2 separate regions of the Homo sapiens genome follow, and region 1 is linked to region 2. Evidence: read pairs that join two places in POLR2A ChIA-PET (ENCODE). Cell type or tissue: A673. All regions are shown on one strand. Links, peaks and the distances in the headings refer to the core of each region. The heading gives the core; the rest is flanking DNA.

What was found. ChIA-PET counts read pairs that join two places held together with the same protein. Peaks named below come from ENCODE experiments on the same cell type or tissue, not always from the same donor. Only the 100,000 strongest peaks of a DNase experiment are listed, where the experiment ranks them.
Region 1: POLR2A ChIA-PET joins it to region 2 with 8 read pairs; 3 of 35 experiments call an interaction of 5 or more read pairs at or near these places.

What each region holds. Positions count from the first base shown.
Region 1 is chr2:65,034,482-65,037,399 of GRCh38, forward strand. All of the region lies in intron 2 of LINC02576 (long intergenic non-protein coding RNA 2576), which reads left to right. Among named protein-coding and RNA genes, the nearest start is that of LINC02576, 5.2 kb to the left of the region's middle. In A673, for the core only: no CTCF peak of the experiment used is centred there; a DNase peak (open chromatin) is centred at 1,290.
Region 2 is chr2:65,087,926-65,090,774 of GRCh38, forward strand. It overlaps RAB1A (RAB1A, member RAS oncogene family), which reads right to left. Exons shown (of 6, transcript NM_004161.5): 5 at 1,014-1,145; 6 at 1-765. The coding sequence ends at 568. Among named protein-coding and RNA genes, the nearest start is that of CEP68, 33 kb to the left of the region's middle. In A673, for the core only: no CTCF peak of the experiment used is centred there; no DNase peak of the experiment used is centred there.

The DNA of each region.
Region 1 (2,918 bases), core at 309-2,808, 53 kb before region 2:
TATTGAGATGGCTGGATTCTGGATAGATTTTGAAGGCAGAGCTAACAGGATTTACAGACAGATAGGATGTGAGATGAGGCCCAGAGGAACCTAGGATGACTCCAAGGTTTTATGCCTGAGCAAAACTCTATTTAGTGAGAAATAATTAACTGCCCACTAAGGATGCACTTAAGATGTATCTCACAGTTCAACTTCAGTAGTTTTTGTAACATAGTTAAAATGTGTCAGTAGGAAAGACCAATAAAATTATGGGTCAATTTTGCTTCCACCCAATTTACCTGTTTCTGTGTTTTAAATATGTCACCTTCGTTTATAAAAATGTGCTTGTATTTCAGCAAATAGCTTTGAATTTCATAAACAATCCTTTTTTTTCTTTTTTTTTTTTTGAGATGGAGTCTCGCTCTGTCACCCAGGCTGGAGTGCAGTGGCATAATCTCGGCTCACTGCAATCTCTGCCTCCCAGATTCAAGCAATTCTCCTGCCTCAGCCTCCCAAGTAGCTGGGTTTACAGGCATGCACCACCATGCCTGGCTATTTTTTGTATTTTTAGTAGAGACGGGGTTTGCCATTGTTGGCCAGGCTGCTCTCAAACTCCTGACCTCAGGTGATCCACTCACACCCCTCACCTCAGCCTCCCAAAGTGCTAGGATTACAGGCGTGAGCCACTGTGCCTGGCCTTGACAATACTTTTATATCCTGGTATACTACAGTGAAGGTAGGGGTTGTACTTAAGGTAATCAAGGGCTATTGTCTTTTAAATTGATATATAATAGTTGTACATGTATGGGGGGTAAGTAGCCTTCATTATAGAAGTAGAAATAGGTCTTCTTTATCAATTTGCTACTTTTATTCTTCCTGTGGTACAAATTAGCAGCAATTATGTGTGCCTGCAAAGACATATTTTCATGTATAATAGAGCCATACACCCCGCTTAATTCAGCAGCCAAGATCCCTGACAACCTCAACCATTTGGAACTCAGGTATGATTTCCCATACTATACTCAGGAGCTTAAGGGATGTGTCTAAAATTAAAGTTAATGAGTTAACAAGCTTAATTATTTTGTTTCCTCTGGCAAACTTCCAGTCTTCCTGGGTTTAATCCAATGGAAGAAATGGTTATTGAGTGCCTACTTGTACAGGGCACCCTGTTAGGCTGTGAGAGGGGTACAGGGAGAGCTGAGAACAGATCATAATTCCATGGGAAGGGAGGAAGCAGACATGCTGACCGCAGCAAGATGGAAGGAAACAGAATGATCGCCAGCTAGAAAAGAATAAAAGCCTCTGAGCTCTCGAATTAGCACTAATAACACCAGAAAATCAAATAGCCCCCAAGGCTGGAGTACAGCCACGACAGTGCCTGGGGTTTCATAACAATGACTGAGTCGGAAAATTAAAAGAACAGAAAAAGTTAAGATGTTACTAACTCAATTTCCTATGGCACAGAATGATGTCAGACATTTTAGAAAAAAGTCTAATCAAAACAAGTGGCATTTAATTTCAAGGGGTCATTTTAAATTGCCTGAATAATTACTTACATCCAGACTATCTTCTTTTTTTTTTCTTTTTGAGACAAAGTCTCGCTCTTGTCCCCCAGTCTGGAATGCAATGGCGCGATCTTGGCTCACTGCAACCTCTGCCTCCCGGGTTCAAGTGATTCTCCTGCCTCAGCCTCCCGAGTAGCTGGGATTATAGGCGCTCACCATCACACGCAGCTAATTTTTTGTATTTTTAGTGGAGACGAGGTTTCACCATGTTGGCCGGGCTGGTCTCAAACTCCTGACTTTAAGTGATCTGCCCGCCTCAGCCACCCAAAGTGCTGGGATTACCAGCATGAGCCACCGTGCCCAGCCCAGTGAATAATCTTTTAAGATAGAGGGAGAAAACTGATAAATTTTATATATTCATTATTCATATATATATATATCTATATCTCTAGTTAGCATAGAGGCAGAGAAATAATTTACACCAGTAAATGAGTAGACATCAGTATACCAGAATACTCACAGCCCTGTCTGGTTCATAAACAAGGGTTGCAGAGAAGTTTCCAACAGAGGGCTTATCAAGTAGGCAAAAAACTTAAATACACACGAAGTAACTTGAAAACCATTTTTTTTTTTTTGAGACAGTCTCTCTCTGTCACCCAGGCTGGAGTGCAGTGGTGCAATCTCTGCTCACTCTAACCTCCTGGGTTCAAGCGATTCTCCTGCTTCAGCCTCCCGAGTAGCTGGGATTACAGGCACATGCCATCACGCCTGGCTAATTTTTGTATTTTTAGTAGAGGTGGGGTTTCACCATGTTGGCCAGGCTGGTCTCGAACTCCTAACCTCGAATGATCCACCTGCCTCAGCCTCTCAAAATGCTGGGATTATAGGCAAGAGCCACAGTACCCAGCCTTGAAAACCATTTTTAAAAGCTGTCTAATACGTGGGGGGAGAAAACTGTATAGATTAACAATATAAATGATAACTTGGAATAAATGAGAAATCAAAGCAGGCATATCACGAAACTCATTTTGGGGTTGTAAATTCTTTGGGCACAAAACCATACTCCATCTTTGTCCATTTGTTGCTGTTCTTTCTTTTATGTGTATGGTGTTTTATAGCAGAATCTCTTTCTGCCTGCCATCTACTGCGGCTGGTCCCTACCCTGGGGTGGGTGGAACAGGTTCTAGAGAAAGGGAAATGACTGGGGGGCTGGGATGGCACCCCAGAAGGCATCTGCCCCAGGCCTTAAAATTCTCTGGATTCTAGTTATTCACATGCTTCTTTTCTCCATTCTTGTAGGCTGCTAGCAAGTTTAGGCAGGCCCTACCTAGCATACCCATCCCTGTGTGCTCCCCCAACCTCAGCCTAGCTAATGAACCAGGTAAGCGTCTGACTCAAAGGAAGCCAATTAAACTTCTGTTGGAATTTGCCTTT
Region 2 (2,849 bases), core at 1-2,500:
GTTACATAGTGTGCAACAAATTACAATATTCTGCAGCCACAAATTATATGCAGAGTATGAAGAAACTATTAATCAGATAGTGTAATCTTTCCATTTATAACTCTACAAGGAAGAACTAGCAAATCAGATCTTACATATAACATCTCACTAAACTTTATGCATGGAAAGTGACAGACACTGCTTGTGCTGTTTGATACAAAATGGCTGAACTTCATCTTCAGAAGACTAAACCTGACATCTAAACATGCCAATATAAACATCAAAACAAAATATATTCTAACCAACCACGGGAAACAGTCTGGTATCAGGAAAGCAACAAGGATTACACACATTATTTTATAAACCAGCACACAAAGGTTTAAAACAGTTCTGAAAATGAAGTTAGCTGTCTTGAGTCAAGGGAATAAAAAAAAAGTCAGTATTGACCATTTACAATCTCTGACCTTTGTGGAGACGGTAAGAATCTGTTGTAGTGCAGCTACATACAGTACAATTCAGGCAATTTTGTTTTTTCACTTGGGTTCAGATTGCAAATTCATTGCTGTGAGAAAAGGATGGAGGCAAATTTTAGCAGCAACCTCCACCTGACTGCTTGACTGGAGTGCTCTGAATTTTAACATTGGACTTCTCAGCACCACCAGCTGTTGCTCCGGGACCCATTCGCTTTTTAATCTCAGCTGCCATCGTCATGAAAGACTGTTCTACATTCGTTGCATTCTTAGCACTGGTTTCCAAAAACGGAATTCCAAGGGAATCAGCAAATTCCTAAGAGAATAATGAGGCACAATTAACACTGAAAAATCTTTTTCACTAATTCTTAGTGCATTTCTACCATCCATAATGGAGCGTGAGGAACTAAGTTCATTGGATCCAAACAGATGCTACACAAATTGTCACTGTCACAGTATTCTAGTGCACATATTTTTAAAAGGCTGTGGCCTTACTGTTACTGCAGAACCCATACATAATTCAACACCTTCAAATTCAGTATGAAAATTAAACTTTAAACATACCTTCGCTGTTGTGTAGTCTACTACTTTCTTTGTGGTCAGATCACATTTGTTCCCTACCAACAATTTGTTGACATTTTCACTGGCATAACGATCTATTTCCTGCAGCCACTGTTTAACATTATTGAAGGACTCCTAAAAAGACATTTGAAAGACTGATAATATAGTTCGATAATATAGTTCTGGAATAAACAGAAACATCGTTCCTGACCTAACAGACAAATAACAAAGAGCTAGTGAGACAACTCTAGCTACAAAATAACCACTGCTAAGGAGTGAAGAGATTTTTTTTTTTGAGACAGGGTCTTGCTCTGTCACCTAGGCCGGAGTGCAGTGGCACAATCACAGCTCACTGCACCCTCGACCTCCCAAGCTCAAGCCATCCTCCCGCCTCCGCCTCCGGGATAGCTGGGACTACAGGCACATGCCACCACACCTGTCTTTTTTTTTTTGGATTTTTTGTATAGATGGAGTTTCACTATGTTGCCCAGGCTGGTCTCGAACTCCTGAGCTCAATCGGCCCACCTTGGCCTCAAAAAGTGCTGAGTTTACAGGTGTTAGCCATTGCAGCTGGCCGTAAACAGATATATTAAAATGACTATAAATATCTAAACAATGACAAACTAGAATTTACAGGCTTAACGATGAAAATACCTTATTTGAAAGGGAAGTATAGCTTAATATTAAACTGCAACGCAGGCAAACCCAACTGCTTTGGAATATGCAATTTAAATGTACTACAAAACCTGGTTTTGAAATTTGATTAATTTTTTTTTTTTTTTTTTGAGACAAAGTCTTGTTCTGTCATCCAGGCTGGAGTGCAATGGCGCGATCTCGGCTCACTGCAACCTCTGCCCGCTGGGTTCAAGCGATTCTCCTGTCTCAGCCTCCCAAGTGGCTAGGATTACAGGCACGGGCCCCCACGCCTGGCTAATTTTTGTATTTTTACTAGAGATGGGATTTTGCCATGTTGGCGAGGCTAGTCTCTAACTCCTGACCTCAGGTGATCCGCCCGCCTCGGCCTCCCAAAGTTCTGGGATTACAGGCGTGAGCCACTGCGCCTGGCCTGAAATTTGGTAAAATTTTGGTTTATGAATAAGATGACCTACTGTTACTACTAGAGATGTCAAAAGATGTTATTAAATATACTCATTTTCTTTTCCACAGTCATATTTAGAGGACGAAAGTTTTCATTTAAAAATATTTCACGGTAATAGTAGAGATTTTTTAAACTAGCATCATTTTTTTCTCCTGCAGATATCACCCACCCAGCACTTCTAATGGCACTGAATCTAAATGCTTACATGTAAGTTATCTCCTAATTAGCTATGATTTCTCATTAGAGGTGAGATTTAACATTTGCCAAAAGAAAAATAAATTCCAATTTTGAACGTTTATCTTTTGTCCTTTTCTTTGATAGAAAGGACACTGAAATCTAAGTTTCTGATTTAAAAAAATAGTAACAAAAAAAGTTATGGCCCCTGGATCACATGCTTCACACTGTCCCACATTGTTCCCTCCATCGCTCTGCCCTCTCTCACAGCTAATCTTCAGATACTCATTCTCATACTAAGATCCTCCTACAGCTTATCCTATTCAAATTCTTTATTTCTGAACCACATCCTCCATAGGCAGAGACCCCCGAATCCCACTTTTGGCAATTCTGATGGACAAGTTCTAATTACCAGGCCATATTCCTGTTAATACTTAACACCAAGAACACAGTATAAGCCAAGCAACTCACGATTCCCTACAAACTCTTGCCTATATGTTAGAGTCTTGGCTATTTGATCAAAGTTATTTAGTTGACAATAAATACAACCAGAATCCCTTGAAAGC